Regions from separate parts of the Mus musculus genome. Here region 2 is linked to region 1. The links are chromatin loops, found by intact Hi-C in ENCODE. Cell type or tissue: heart. All regions are shown on one strand. Each heading gives the region's core, and the rest is flanking DNA. Links, peaks and the distances in the headings are about the cores only.

Evidence for each region. Peaks named below come from ENCODE experiments on the same cell type or tissue, not always from the same donor. Only the 100,000 strongest peaks of a DNase experiment are listed, where the experiment ranks them.
Region 2: a loop joins it to region 1, with 9 times the contacts of the local background. A loop is called at or near these places in 21 of 42 quality-filtered maps.

Annotation. Positions count from the first base shown.
Region 1 is chr8:31,514,750-31,523,089 of GRCm38, forward strand. No RefSeq gene overlaps it. Among named protein-coding and RNA genes, the nearest start is that of 7420700N18Rik, 150 kb to the left of the region's middle. In heart, for the core only: a CTCF peak has its summit at 4,356 (motif pointing right); no DNase peak of the experiment used is centred there.
Region 2 is chr8:32,004,973-32,013,312 of GRCm38, forward strand. It overlaps Gm26578 (a long non-coding RNA gene), which reads left to right and starts at 4,969. Exons shown (of 3, transcript XR_870305.3): 1 at 4,969-7,596. It also overlaps a transcript of Nrg1 not described here. In heart, for the core only: CTCF peaks have their summits at 3,699 and 4,748; a DNase peak (open chromatin) is centred at 4,699; H3K4me3 peaks cover 3,455 bases; H3K27ac peaks cover 2,391 bases.

The DNA of each region.
Region 1 (8,340 bases), core at 13-8,012:
TCCCTGGAAGCCCTTTCTCTTAGAGCCTATCCTTTACTTCCTACATTTGGGACTTGATTATATATTATGGGGTCTGTTGGTTGACTCTGGGTAGTGACTTTTGATCCTTTTGTGGCTCTAAGGTAGCATCTTCTTTGAAATATATGAAATAGACTGATAGCTCTTTGTATCAAGAAAAATTTTAAAAGTTTCTTGTGGAGCTTATTAATTCTATTTCTTTATTTTGCTATTGATACTCTCTATTACATTCAAAATTTCACTTAGTATATTTTCTAGCTCATAGATTTTTGTTTCTCCGTTTCAGCTCCTAAGTTTTTGTGAGACTCCTGAGTCATTCTGTGTTTTTCTCAAAGCTTCCTGAGTGTTCTTTTTTTAAAAATTAGGTATTTATTTCATTTATATTTCCAATGCTATCCCAAAAGTCCCCCATACCCTCCCCCACCGACTCCCACTTCTTGGCCCTGGTGTTCCCCTGTATCGAGGCATATAAAGTTTGCATGACCAATGGGCCTCTCTTTCCACTGATGGCCGACTAGGCTATCTTCTGATATATATGCAGCTAGAGACATGAGCTCTGGGGGGGTGGGGGGTACTGGATAGTTCATAATGTTGTTCCACCTATAGGGTTGCAGATCCCTTTAGCTCCTTGGTTACTTTCTCTAGCTCCTCCATTGGGGGCCCTGTGATCCATCCAATAGCTGACTGTGAGCATCCACTTCTGTGTTTGCTAGGCCCCGGCATAGTCTCACAAGTGACAGCTATATCCGGGTCCTTTCAGCAAAATCTTGCTAGGGTATGCAATGGTGCCAGCGTTTGGTATGGGATGGATCCCCGGGTATGGCAGTCTCTAGATGGTCCATCCTTTCATCTCTGCTCCAAACTTTGTTTTTGTAACTCCTTCCATGTGTGTTTTGTTCCCAATTCTAAGAAGGAGCAAAGTATCCACTCTTTGGTCTTCATTCTTCTGAGTTCAGCATCCTTAATCATCAGAGAAATGCAAATCACAACAACCCTGAGATTCCACCTCACACCAGTCAGAATGGCTAAGATCAAAAATTCAGGTGACAGCAGATGCTGGCGTGGATGTGGAGAAAGAGGAACACTCCTCCATTGTTGGTGGGATTGCAAGCTTGTACAACCACTCTGGAAATCAGTCTGGCAGTTCCTCAGAAAATTGGACATAGCACTACTGGAGGATCCAGCAATACCTCTCCTGGGCATATATCCAGAAGATGTTCCAACTGGTAAGAAGGACACATGCTCCACTATGTTCATAGCAGCCTTATTTATAATAGCCAGAAGCTGGAAAGATGCCCCTCAACAGAGGAATGGATATAGAAAATGTGGTACATTTACACAATGGAGCACTACTCAGCTATTAAAAAGAATGAATTTATGAAATTCCTAGCCAAATGGATGGACCTGGAGGGCATCATCCTGAGTGAGGTAACCCAATCACAAAAGAACTCACATGATATGTATTCACTGATAAGTGGATATTAGCCCAGAAACTTAGAATACTCAAGATATAAGATGCAATTTGTGAAACACATGAAAGTCAAGAAGAACTGAGTGTTCTTGTAAAGAGCTTAACCCAACACATCACTGAAAACTCACCCATGCTCATTGCTATATGATCAACTTCTAGTATTACCTTATTTTGATTATTACATTATATGAAAGCTCTTGATGCCTATTTCATGATGCCATCTGAACATTCCAGGATTACATATTGTACTATGCATCATCTAGCTTCATTGTTTTTTGCTTGAGTTCCAGAAGTTATGAACAAGTCACTTTTGCCACTTCAGTACTACAGATGGTGTATTAAGTCCTGAGACTGGCACTTCAGTTTCAGTTGGCAGTGATGTGATTCAAAGCCTGGGTCTCTCCTCCTAGAATACTGCTGCCTGCTCAGAGCCAGAGTCTCCATATGTGAGGGTCAGCTTGAGGATGAATGGTTATATTTCCTGACGCGGGGTATAGAGACACTTCCTTGGTTATTCTGGGTTTCACCTGACTCTTACAGATGAAGGATCTATGCAATCCACTGATCCCTCCAGCCAACTCTAATATTGACAGTGATATAGGCCATGAGTTAACTCCACTGATACCGTAAGTCTTTATATATAATATTGGAAAGATCTGGAAGTTTTGTCTGTCAGGCCTCTAGTTCATAGCTAGTACCAGATCACAAGTCATCAGGGTTGGCTCTGACCTTCAAGGCAAAGCCCATGTGTCAGTTATCCTCCTCTGTTCCCCAGTAGAAGGAATTTTGCTTCCTCTGCTGCCTGAGAGAAAGGGTCCCGGAAGCAGTCCCCAGGATATCTGCCTAATCAGGTTCCAGAGACGTTGTCCATAGTCACTGTACAAGAGGCAGGGGACATGGGTCTCTGCTTGGCACTCACTGTAGCAGGCCAGATCCTGGAATTCAAGTGTAAGGTCTAGATTTAATTCCTTTTTCATCCCTAAAGCAGGAGACATCTTCTATCACATCATATTGCTTATAGCTGGAAAAAGGATAACATGGGCAACCCCTTCTTTGATGCAGTTTCCTTCTTTGCTGTACTCATTGAACCCAGGCAATGTGTTCTCTACTTGGTCATTTGGTGGCCAATTAGCTGCTTAGATCTGGGTTTCAGTGAGGCGATGATTACTGGAGGATCTGCCTCAATTGTCCCATTGCTAATTAGTATTTATTAAGCATATTGCTTTCTAAAACATGTCCTTGCTTAGAAAAACAGAGTTCATATTCTCATGTCTCTCGGTCTCACAAAAGTGCAGAAAATAATTTAAAAGTTAATAAGGTAATAACCATAATTTATGTATTACTCTAGGTGAGACACATGTCCTGAATAATGAGAATATCAATTAAGAAGCAACAAAGAAATTGAACCAAGTTTGGCATGTAAATGAAGGTTTATTTAAGAGAGCATTTCAAATATATTGTTGGAAATATTTCTGACTCATTTTCAGTTTTCATAACATTTAACTTTAAAATTGCATGTGCTTAGGTAACAGGCATATATATATGATATATATATATGATAGTCATCTTAATAGATCATAAGAGCCATTCAATAAAATTCAACTCTTACTCATAAAACCTGTGTATTTCTGATTTGCCTTATTTGTAAATATTTTCAGCTATTTCTAATTACTTTTTCTTTTTTCTTTTTCCTACTTCATAGAGCATTATTTATATATATACACACATACATATATATTTATATATATTTCTATCTACTGTATAAGCTCTTAATGTTTACAGGTTTTTCAGGTTACTTTTGTCCAATAATCATTATGTCTATTAAGTCTATGTGTTCTTTAACGATCTATTTTCTTATATTCTTGTGTGTGTGTGTGTGTGTGTGTGTGTGTGTGAATGGGTACAGATCTAAGTGCTTGTGGAGGTCAGGAAAGGCCTGGGATGCCCTGGTGCTGGACAATCACTTGACTTGGATGTTGTGATCCAATTCCATGTCTTATGCAGTACAGCAAGCATTCTTAACCATTTTACCATCTGTCCAGCACAGTAAATCTATATCATATCAGAATGCAGGTACGTGGGCTGAATTAATGGTGATAATGGCAGAAATGCGCTCCATCTTACTGGAAGTAATTTGATGACATCACGGGGCTTTATAATTACGGCAGTGTTCTTGTCTACATGCTTATGACGTCATCATTTTGCTGCCTACTCAAAAAACAAGTGTTGAATTTTAGGACGTGTTTCCTAGCATCTGTTGAGATACACATACTGAAGTTGTGAGTCACATTAACATGTGAGCGTATGTTCAGTCATCTGTGCCTTTGAGAGAAGCTCTCCTACCTCACGAGGTATCACTACCAGTCTGTGGACAGCCAAGGCCAGGACTTTTACCTTTGAGAAACCATGGCTGAGTTTGGGCATTCTGCAGGTTCTTGGCTGACAGTGCCATTGTGTTCTCATTAACCTTAATTCTCCCATAGAGAGCATGATGGCACTTCTCTACCATCACAAAGTAGCTATAAAAGACTTCTATATAAAACCATGGTGATCAGAGAACCAACGAACACGAACATTGCACATTGGATTCCTACTTTGTAACTTCCTAACAGCATTGGTGACACCATTGAACAGATGAGGAACCAGAAGTACTTGATGCTGTGTGTTTCTTTCCCTTAGGATGGTATCAATGTTAGAAATGCTACATAGACTTGTCAGAGAGTTTAGGGATCCTAACCCATCCTTCTAAATGAAGCCATTGTCCAGATTAAAGAGCATATTGATGATTAGAAAATTAAAATGGCTGGGGGTGGGGGGCAGGGGGTGGTATTTTAAAGATTGTCCACTAGATGGCATTATGAGCCTATCAGAATTATTTTAACTGAATATTTAGTCACCAGTTAAATACTAGTTAACTAAAGAAAGATGTTAGTGAATGGCCATCACTAAAAAGAACACCATCAAGAAAGTTGCTAATCCCATTTGTTCGGGTACATGTTAAATGTAGCAACAAGTGCAACAATTATGCTAAAAGGAAGCAACAAAAAACCCTATTTAAGGACAGCCTTGAAAGCAATCCCTCCTGTAAGCATGGTAAGTGTCGAACTCTAGCAAAAGAACAAGGTCTTACAATAAAATGTCAATCATGTTTTACATAAATAACTAAAAATCCTTTTTACCAAACTGAATTACACAACGTCTTCATGAGTGACTCCAGGAGAACTTAAATGCACGTGTCAACAAGCAGGATTAAGCGTGGCTTTGAAAGGAGGTTGGATAGGATGGCAATGACAAAATCATTTTGGGTTTAAATGACAGTTTTCTTATTCGGTTGTCTTTTGGGGGCGACTGTTGGAGGCAAAAATACTTGCATACAATTTAGGAAGTAAGAATAAACTCATTTGCTTTTGATTCTTATGACATAAACTAACTCATCTTGGACCCCAGACATGCTGATGCTTTCATGAGGGCCGTGTTTACCCACCTTCAACAGTTTTCAACCAGTTCTATTTTCCTTCCAATAACATAATTTATCCTAACATTTCTCTTCCTATTTCCTTCAGTTTTGCTCATTCCTATGGTATTAATGGTTCAACATATGGTTCAACTTAAAGTTTTGTGCTTTATGGTCATGCTAAAGGGATTAGTCGTTCAGGGAAATTATACTTTGAATTTTGACCTTTTCCTGGGCTTGTAATATATTCTTTGATACCCTTGTCTTGGGCAACAGCAGTGAGCTACAGTCAGCCATGCCATCCTGAGGGTAAGCTATCAATATTCCACCATGAATTGTGTTGCTTTCCTAAGAATGCATGGTTGAAGTGTTACCTGCATCGTTGAGCTCATAATAGTCTTAATAGGAGAATCTTCCATGTAAGTCAAACATCTGTATATGAAAGAATGATATTATCCTTTATTTATTTTCTTGAGAAAGACGGTACCTAGGTGAGCACCTCACATAGTCATTCTTTTTAGATTCTGGTTATCACAGATTTGAAATGATTTACAGCACAATAGCTTTCAAAGGAATCGCTTCACAAGTGTGAAATAGACTTTCCATTAGTAATTATTTAATGATTTTTCTAAATATGTGTCTGATAAAGAAAAAAAAATTACTTTCAAATGGCCAGTAAGTCTTGGGAAAGAAGAAGAAAAAAAACCAAAACCTCAAGCCATAACATATCTTAATCTCATCCAAAGTAAAGAAAAACTCAAACAAGTCAGGCTATATAAGAGAATTAGGAAAGTTTTACTCTGTTAAAGTTTTGGTTTCAAGTAGAAAGGACTGTGGGCCCCAAGGGGTACTCACAGGAAGACTAACAGTCAACTAACCTAGACCTTTAGGGTTCCCAGGGACTGAACTACTAACCAGAGAGGATACATAGGCTGGACCTAGGCCTTCTTGCACATGTGTAGCAACTGGAGCAGGGGCTCTCCCAAAAGCTGTTGCCTGTCGGCGGGTGGGATATGTTCTACTAGCTAGGCTGTCTTGTCTAGGTACAGTGAGAGAGATTGTGTCTAGCCCTGCAGAGACTCAAAGTGCCCGGGGTAGGGGGTTACGGGGGTGGGGGGTGGGTGCAGTATTCACTTAGAGGGGAAGGGGATGGTGGAAGGATTGTGGAAGGGGCTGACCAGAGGTGGGCAGTGATCAGGATGTAAAGTGAATTAAAAAAAAAAGTTTCAAATGTTACTTCCCAGATTGTGGAATTCAGTCCTCTCTGTTAATTAATAAACAGACAGCATTTGAAGTCATGCCACTCTCCCCAAATCAAAGGTCAAGTAGAACATTCACCTTCAGGTTTCAAGAGTTGACTCATGCTGGCTAACGTGGCCAGGGTACAGAATGGTAGGAGAGATGGCTTTCTACCTCCCACCAGTCATGTGAGTAGCGAGTCACTCCATTCTGGCTCTGGAGAGCTCTCTAGGTGTCTGAGTCAGACTTCTTAACCAATGGCATTCAGAGAAACTCAAGCTGCCCCTTTTAATTCAGTAGGAGAGAAAAAATGTGTGGAATGTTATTTGCCAAACTGTGACCTCAATTCAGACAACATGCCTGGGCAGGTAAGGCAGGCTCTAGCATCTGGTAGCTTGAAGCATTAAGGGTGTACTTAGCAGTTCTAACATTTCAAACACAGAAGTACTTGCTGTAAGAAAAGAGTCTCTCCTGTGCTGATAAGGATAGCATACAATGGAATTATTATATATTTTTTTAAAATAACCCAGCCCAGCAAAGTATGTGCTATCAAATAACATCTTTTCTAACAAGTGACAAATCTTGTCTTTGAGAACAGGTTTGCAGGTAGCTTGGAGAGAACAAAGAATGACTTCAGAAATTTGAAGAGTTGGAAAAGTGAACACTCTGGGTCTAAAATCCTGTTTATTGTTATTATTTTAAAATTTAGTTTTCCACACTTTTCCTGACTGAGCTGAGGGCAGACTGAGGGGCTGTTCTTGTGATTCTGTGATTTGACACCATTGTGTGTCTTCTCACAAAAGGATCATTCGCTGACAACACAGCCAGGTCGACTCTAAGCTTGGTGGGCTTTGGTGGGACCTGGCACACTTTACCTGGATTTTCACACATGAGGATGCTTAGATCTAAGAGCTGGGCTTTTGCGTCATTTTCTGTTCAAAGAAATTCCAAAGATCAGTTAAATTTATCCAATTGATATTGAAAATGGAATCTCATGCACTGTTTAAAAAAATCATCCAATGCTCTAGAAATAGATGGATTATTTTTCTTAAAGTAAAATTTATTTCGTTTGTGGTAATTGGCTGAATATAAACACGAGGAAAGACTGAAGGGAGTCCTTTCTGCATGAAAACTATCTATGGAGATTAACTTAGTCTCTGTCTTCTTCAATGTTAGAAATACCTTTGGACCAACACTGTAAGATGGGAGTTTTAGGTAAAAAGGAAAACTTTACAGATAAAAATCTGTGTCTTCGCCACAGCTACTCTTTAACTTGGAAATGTGTAGCAGCCTCTAGAGAAAGCTAGTTGGAAACTCTATGGTGTCCGCTTTAAGTCCTTCAGTGGCATGTCACCATAAAATGTCAAGTGAAGCTTTTATCACAGGTGGAGAATTTGTTAGCCAGCGCCAGAATGTTAACACAGGCGATGTCATAAAAACAAGAGGAGAGGGGCTTTCCTCAAAAGATTCAGTCATAACAAGCCATGATATAACTTTGAACTCTACTCCAAACCAGCTATATGTGATAAGCTACATATGGTATCTCACATGTATAGACTATATAGCCTTTATATAAGAATAGTTCTATATTTTTTTTGTATAAATTTGGAGAAGATTTGGGAGATAATTCCTTCTCTTATTCAAAAATGTTCTTCCAACCTAAAATTAGCTGACCAAACTGTGACTTTTCTTCCTTACAAAATTAGAAATTTGACTATTTATATTATAAGCTCCTCCCCCCCTTTTCTTACCAAACCCAACAATAAAATTTGAAATCCCATTTCATCTTTAAAGAGGATCCAGGATCAGGAGACAAAATGAACTCAGACAAGCCTGATTGTGGGAAAGAGCCCCAGCTTTGCCTTTGGGAAAGCCCTAACCTACTCAGGCGCCAATTTCCTAAGTCATAGGAGACAGAATCTCATCAAAATCTCAGAGGCAGAGGATTTCCACCAAGTCTGTATAGTGGGATCATGGGGGGCTTTGAAGGAGATTTGGTCCTTGAAAGAAAGGTTGAATCCTGAGAGCTTAGCATAGGGCAGGTGCTCAAATGGCAAGGCTTAGCAAAGAGTAACCTTGGATGTCCAAGTTAAATTTGGATTTTTTTGATAAATTGTGAATAAAATGTTTATATGAATATATCCCAATATATGACAAC
Region 2 (8,340 bases), core at 94-8,093, 490 kb after region 1:
GCCGTCTGTCTAGAGAACTAAGGGCTAGGACTTAGTTCTGCCTAATGTTAGGATGCTTTCGTATCCTCTGTTTTAAAAAATAATATAATATACATACAATGCATGTAATACACTGCCTGGAACATTAACAGTATCTCCATTAATTAAGGTACAGTAATCTTCATTGCTCTTAGTAGAAAAGGATTGAGGATACTGGAAATATATTTACTGTTCAGATGATAGCCCAAGACTTTCTAATATTATATCTACATAAACACATGTGCATATACAAGCACATATACACATGTGCACATATAATAGACACATGTACATATACAGGCACATATACACATGTGCATATATACATAGACACATGTGCTATACAAGCACATATACACGTGTGCATTTATACATAGACACATGTACATATATACATAGACACATGTGCATATATAAGGACATATATAGTCTCCTCATTCTCATTAGTACCATTATCATTCTGTAAATATTAGAGCAGTATCCAAGCTTCCTTCCCTCACTCTTCCTGCTTTTTTACTTCTTCAAAACAAGTCCATTTTTGTTCTGTAAATAATCTTTAATGTTTTTAATAATTACATAATGTAAGCAGTTACAAGTAACCAGGTTGAAACAGATCATTGGACATTCCTTCTCCTTCTGTAAACACAGACTGCCCTGTTAGTGACAGGCCACTTTATTTCCAAGAATGTTTACAGGCACTTCAGCCTTTGGAGCCATTTAGTTAAGGAAACAGGTGGATGATATCATTTGAGGCGTGCACAGCCAGTGTCTAACTATTAGTGATACTAAGTTTCTTAGGGTTTCCACTCACAAATACCCTTCCCATCATGCATAAAAAAAGTAGCACATAATAGTTCTAGACCTGAAACAGGGACAATAACAGATTTGTTACAGGCCATTTAAGAGTCAAGACAATAACAAAAACAATACTGTACAGAATATGAAACACATCAGTAATCTTAAGGAAGGTCTCAAGTTAACTGGGCAATTGACAGGCTAAATGGAAAAACTGGTTTTGTAATTCAGGCTTCTAGAGGAAAATGCTAAGCTGAATGAATCAGTCAGAGGCAGGATCTGGGAGGGCCAGCTTGCAAGAGGCTCAGGACATTATGGGACCCTCCATACATGGATCTGTGACTCAAAGCCCAGGATTTTGCTGAAGTTGCTTATTTTGTGCAAAGAAGAATCTATGACCTCAAGGATATGGGACTTATAATAGTCATCATTAGAGAGTAGATAATTCTAATGAACTTCTGCAGCCACAACAGTGTGCAGTCCAGTATTTGTTAATTACATCAAAATGTAGATAGGAAACATAACCAGGTCTGTAAGACCCATCAGCTAGACCAGTTGATACAGCAGATTAAAAGGTCTTTTTCTCCAGAAGAGTTCCCACCAACATGCCTATGCATTTGATTAAGTACACAGCAGGGCTAAGCCCCCTCAGTTATCTCTGCTGTGTTAAAGCTGACATGCTCAGAACTTCAGTGGTTGTTTTAAGGAAAGGTTGACACTTTGTGCTGAAGGTCACCATCCCAGGAACAGTTCAAGAGATGGTTGTCCTTGTAAATCCTAAATTTGGCTACGTGGCAAATATGAAGGCTACTGACAATTCCATGGACCCACAGGCCAGAGGAAAGATCCAGAACGAGTATGGATTTACCCCACATATCACCAAGGCTATTAGCTATTTATCCTCTTCAATAAGGAAAACCAGACTGGGACTTACCATTAGAAGGAAACGTGACAAAGCAAAGGCAGAAACACCATACCCTAAGCAGGACTATCTAATGCCCTGTATTTCTACATAATGCAAACTTCAAGGGGACCATTTGCAAATCAAATGACTAAATACTCTTAATCTGGTTTAATCTGTTGATGGTGTTCTAAAGGTGTGTGTAAAAAGTTCTCTGGAGGGAGCAAAGTGTCTCTCTGTACCACCCCACCCCCACCCCCAATCATATCATGACAGGAAACAAACTAAAATCCAGCACACAGACAACTTTACCCCAATTTTTTTTTCTGGGAAAATGGGGAAAGAAATATCATTGAGTCTGGTTTAGAGAGAGTCACAGTGGAGGGACTGACTACAAAGACTCAAGGGAGCCAAGCAAAGAAACTCTAGACTCCTCTAAGAACATTAGGTAGTCCTGAGACAGATGCCCACCTGGTGAGTCAGGACTGCAGACAGCCCTGAGACTTCTCCTAACCTCTCCCCACCTGAACCACTGCCTTCACTAAAACATCCGAGGTATGTTGTAGACTTAGCCCTTGTTGAGAGAGAAGAGTGCCATCGAAAGGGTCGCTAATCAGACCACCACCCCATCTTAACTCAGGAGAGCATCTAGGACAATTTTCAACCCTTCCTAATTCTTGAACCCTTTGATTCAGGTCCTTAAGCCATAAAGTCATATTTGTTGCTACTTAGTAACTATAATTTTGTTACTATTATGAATCTCCAGCGAAAGAGTCCTTTAGCCTGCCAAAAGGGTCGCGACCCACAGGTTGAGAACCACTGATGTAAGCAGCCCGTGCAAGCAATTGAAGTAAATAAAAGGCACAAGTGGTGACAAGGGAAACAGAAAGTTCTTTATATCTTTACAGTTCTGAGTCTCTTTAAATACTATGGTGACTCCAGATCCCCGTTTCATACTTTGTTGAGAAAAATGTTGTAGTTAATCTCCAAAATACACAGTATATATTAGGAAAACATCCCTCTACCTTCAGGAAGGCTCATGCGAGGTAATTAAGGTGAAAACTGATCAGCAGTGCCTTTTATGCAGGCACAAGAACGGGCGGCCAGTGGCTAAACAATTACTCTCTGTTCAGTTTCTGTTTTGTTCTAAACCTTGCTTAGGGTCTCTGCCAACAATCCAGGTTCTGAAACGCTGAGCGAGTCCAAGGAGCCCACTAAGAAAACGCGGTTTGTTTTCTTCCTGCGCGGAGCAGATGCTTCTGCTTATCTCCTTTAGACACAGACTGCACAAGTGTGGGTAATTTCCCTGAACTACTTCATAATATGTGTGTGGGGAATGCTCTAAAAGACACAAGGCATCCAGATCAACCGTAGGGGACTGCAGAAGGAGGGTAAAGACCCTCTCATGCACCACCCCTGAAGCATCTCTTTAGCGACTCTTTAACAAGTTTTGGTCACAGGCAACCTTTCATGCCTCCTCTGACCAAGTCAGTGAAATAGCCTTTCCTAGGGATATCTAGGGTGGCACTGTCATTTACATTGCGCTCTGATGGTGGGGGGGGAAAAACCTTAACCTCCCCCCCTTCATTCTATATATAACCCGTAAGCAATGGGGTTCAAAAATTGGGGTAAATTGTTCCTTTCTGGTGTCTCTTGGGAAACTAATCTAGTCATCTTTATCAGAGTAGTCCTGAAAGCTTGAACAGCTAAAGCCAAATTTATTCAGAGCCGACCTGAATCTTGGCACCGGGCCGGGTTCTGCGTGCTTCGCTGACCTTTAGGAATCCCTTTCAGTTGCTCTGGGTTTCCCTATCACCGCACTCAATCAGGGCGATCCTAGGCTCGCACGGCGGCTGTCCACCGTTTCCCTCCGCCCACCGCGCCGACGCCCGGGCGCCCACGCCACCCTTTCCCCGACCACCCTCTGCGCAGCCCGGGCCCAAGCGGCGGGACGCAGGCTCTCGGACCCGGAGCCGGTTCCCGCTTCTCTCGCTAGAGGGCAGACGGGGCCCGCTCAAAGCCCTCAGACCGAAGGGCACGCGCAGCCGGTAGAGATCCCGCAATCGGAGCCGCACTCCGGGGCTGGGCTCCGCGACCAACGTGGGGTCCGAGATCAGAGCCCGGGAGCGCGACGCACGGCAGACCCAGAGGACCCGGGAGGAACGGCCAGCAATCTCGGGGTGCGCACAGCGCACGGGCACCAGGTGGAGGCGGCGCCGGCACGGCAGTTCGGGGACCCGGTTGGGCGCCAAGAGAGCTGCGCGAGGACACACGGGACGCGGCTAGGTGCCCGCCTGGGAGCAGCGGAGCGGCTGGCACTCACCTGGGCTCGGGTCGCCTTCGGCGGGCGCGGGCTTCCCGCGGGATCCCCGGTCCTTCTTCTTGCCCTTCCCCTTGCCTCTGCCTTCTTTGCGCTCAGACATCTCGCTAAAGATGAGCGCTCTACGCGGACCCGGCTGGGCGACGGTGACGCGCGACAAGTTTGGTCCAAGGGCTTGCAGAAAAGTTTGTCCCGGGAGGGAAGAGCCAGTGGCCGGGCTGCGCGGGGGCGTCGCCTGTCGCCTGCAGGGAGCGGCGTGGACTCGATCACCTGGAGCGCCCGCTACGTCTGGGGGTGTCTCGGGGCTACTCTTGTGTCCCGGGTCCTGCCGCTGCCGGCTCTGGAGTGGCCTCGCTCCGGTGGCTGTCTCGCTCCCTTACAGCCCGAAGAGGGAAAGGTGCTCACAGTCCGGTCTATGCTCGCATCTCCCGGCAGCTGCCGCCGCTGCGCTGCGTTCCGCTCCTGCTGCCGGCGCGGCCCGGAGTTCCCACAAGTTTTGGGGAAGTCCTAGCCGGCTCTTTTTCAATTGCCCGCAAGTTGGACGCAGGCGCCTCCTTCGCACCCTCCCCCTCGCCTCGCCCCCTCCCTCTTTCCCCACCACACCCCCACCCCGAGGCGCAGACACGCCACCGGGAGGAGCCTGAGCTGGGCGATCACGGCTCAGCCCCTTTCTTCTGGCAGCTGGGCCAGCCTAGGGGCGGCGGAGCCCAGCGGCTGCCGGGAACTCCCGACAGGGGTCGCTGGAAGCTTCGCTGACAAAGTCGCAGCCGCCGCGGGACAGAACAGAGCAGTCTGGAGAGGCCAGGAAGGCAGGAAGGCGACCCTGGTGCTCGCAGTCCCTGGCAGGCTGCGGGGCTGATCCAAGCCTTGAAAAGGGGGGGGGGGCGGTAGGGGGGCTGCTCGCGCGCGCGCGCGCGCGCGTGTGTGTGTGTGTGTGTGTGTGTGTGTGTTGGGGCGGGGGGAGGGATGGAGAAAACTTTGCAACCGTAGCACCTGCCCCATAATGAAAGCTCTGGAGACCTGGAGCCCCGGTGAGGGGGAAGGAACAGTTGCTATTTCCCAGAAGGGTTCAGAGTTCATTTCTCTCTTGCTTTAGGGAAGTTTCCCTCTGGCACTAAGAGCGAAGGTGCAGCCTGGAGTGGAAGGGAATTTGAGGTACCCAGGAAGGGTTCTGTGAACTTCAAGCATGGACAGCTTGCACTTCGTACATCTGCCACTTGAGCATGTGTCTGCCTTCCCGTGCTAAATAGCATGACTGTTGGATTTCCCATCTCCATTAAAAAAAATACTCTAGCTTCTTCCCAAGCACACGTATCTCTTACTACAGCTTAAGTTTTAAAAGAACTGAGGAGCCATAGTTCACCATAGAGAGTAACATGTCTACGGTGTGGATGGGTACAAGTCAGATGCGCGGGGGGGGGGGGGGGTTGGGGCCGTAGAACTGTAGTGCAGACCCTTAGTTCAGTAATACCAGCCCCCTCCCACACCCATTAGACTTTCTGAGAATTGCTAGTGAATCCTAGCGTTCCTGGATCCAGGTGGAGAACTCTAAGGAATAGTCAGAGACCAGAGTGATCTGCACCAAGGAGTGATTCACAATGGTCTCCACATAGAGACAGATGCTGTCATCAACACACACACAGTTGTGGCCAACTTAGCCTGCTCTTTTACTGATGGTATAGAGTTGTGGTCGAGAAACAGCTCGCACCAACGATCAATATTCTACAGCTATCCCACTTTCAGAGTGATTTGGCTCCTTCCTTTTCGCTTCCTGGAGTTAATACTAACAGACCCGTGGCTGTCCACAGCTTTCCCTGTGTTCTCTGGCTGCCACGATTTAAACAAAGGTGAAATCCAGAGTACACCTGTCACACATGGGTGGGAAGGGAAAACGGGGCAAAGATGTTCATTTTAAATCGTCTTAAGAATCGCTTCCATCCTACTTTAATTTTCGTTGGATTAAGAATCAAACTCTGTAAGATAGGTGCAATTGTTAAGATAGCTCAACAGTACTAGCATCATTCTTTACTCTTAAACCTTTAGTGTCCAGACACCTTTGATAGCTTTCCAGCAAATACCACATAGTGTGGTATTTGTGCCAAACAGCAGAACCCCAGGAAAGATTATGACTCTGTGAAAAGCACTGCAGCCGGCCTGGGCCATTCAGAGTGAAGGGAAAGTGGCCCCAGAGCCGGCTGGAATAACTCCACTTTCCCAGGAGGGGCCACTGCTCAGCCAGCTAGGAGTGAGCGGCAGCAAGCCGCTGAAAGCAGAAACCTTTCATTTCAGAGTGTATTTATCTGGAGGATGTGAGGCAGTTAGAGAGCTCACGATTACTAACCACATGTTGTCAAACACCAGCATTTTAGAATCAAAGGGCTGAAAACAAGCTTGCATCTTGGAACTTAAAAAAAATAAGTGTAAGATCTTCCCAAATACTTGGGTAATCAAAACCCAAGGCTACAGGAACACCATCTTCTACCTTTTGTTCCCGAGTCTAGATACGTTACTTCCCAGAACACCTTCATGGTGGGAGTATCTCCAGGAGGATAAAAGGAGTCTACACTTCCTGAAATTTTCTACTTGAATAAAACCACTGTGATAGGTGACAAACCTCCGAACTATTTTACCAAGAAAAATGACTGATGCTCCAGTAACTTCAGAATAAAGCACCAACAGTGTTCCCATGGAAACTGTGGGGGTGGGGAATGGATGGATATGATTTGGATGTAAGCAGTAACTAGCAGTACATGATTTTTTAAACTTGGTTAGATGACGATGGAAGAGGAGAAGTGGGGAGATGAGTTGTGGTAGTAGGTGCTGATGGAAATTTCAAGACACATGACAGAGTGTCATTTAATGGCAAGGCTGCTTCCTAGAACTTTGCCCTGATTCTGGAATCCTATTTTATTGCCAGTTAAAGCTGAATTAGCAGGAACTTCTCCACAAAGCCATTTATTTTTTATGTTATTTTGAGTTGATTTCTTGAGTATATTTTACTACATGATTTACAACCAACTGAAAGATTAACCAAAAAGTCAATTTCTTCGATAGTTAAAATATTTATGAGATTGGTCAAAACTTCAAAATTGTGCTTAAATTATTCATTTCTGTGGTCAGTAAGTGGCAAATGTAATGGTTTTGTGTTTTAAAAAATACTTTGGAACTGACTTAAGGACTAAAAAAAAAAAGTATTCTTTTTAAAAACTATTTAAGCAGGTGTGGAGATGATTCATCTTGTAATCTCCGAACTTCAGCAGATGAGGCAAAAGTACCACCAGGGGCCTTAAGGCCAGCCTGAGCTGCAGAAGGAGACCACAAGTAACACAGACCCAAAATGTTACAAATATAACTAGTTAAATAGAAAAATATTAAATGTTAGCCTTAGTCAAAACATTTCAAAGTGAAATAACTTAGTGAATTTAACAAACTTGTTATGTTTTGTTCAGCTCCTTGAACAGGTATCATGTATGGCTGGCCAGCTATCAACTTACACCAAAGTGTCAACATACATCAACCGGCAGAAGAAGAGGACATTATGAAGTCACCCTGAGAAATGAAGGTGAGGTGTAGGGGTCCTCTATAAAAGCTTTAAGAAGTGCCAAAGCTGACCACTGCAGTTACTTCAAGATTCATTAGCCTTTGGGGACTCATAGAATCTACAAAGCTTGTTGAATGTGTTCTTTTAATAACCCTTTTCCATTCTAATCCAAGAAAAAAAAATAAAGGAAAAAACAAAATATAAAAGAACTGATGTGATTTTTTTTTTTTTTTGCAAAACGTACATTCTTTGACAGGAATGAGAGCTAAACTTGAAACTCTGCTGATAGATACTTTTTGCTTTTTAAAATAAAATAACAAAGATTTACTTTTGAATAAATAAAATAAAATAACAAAGATTTTTTTTTAAATTCTTTTGCAACAAAGTTGCTGTTGATAGCACATGAGTTAATGAAAGGAAACACTCCCAGACTCAAATCCAAATCTGTGTGATTCATCCATTTACCAAGCATTTCCTGAAGAAATGCTGGACAATGAAAGAATACAAATACTGTCTGGGTTCATGTAAAACTAAAATCTTGTGAGAAATACATACAGACAAGTTAACTATCCAACTCAGCAAGCACGTACATTTTCTAAAGCCTGAAGCTCACAAAATTTGGGGAAACTTTTGGAAGGAAAATAATGCAATGATGCAAATTTAGAAATACAGATTTGCAATAGGAATGGAAATCAGAGTTTCGTATGAGAAGCCCTGGGCTAACTCCACCCATCCAGAACAAACCACTAATGTAGGTACAAGTAC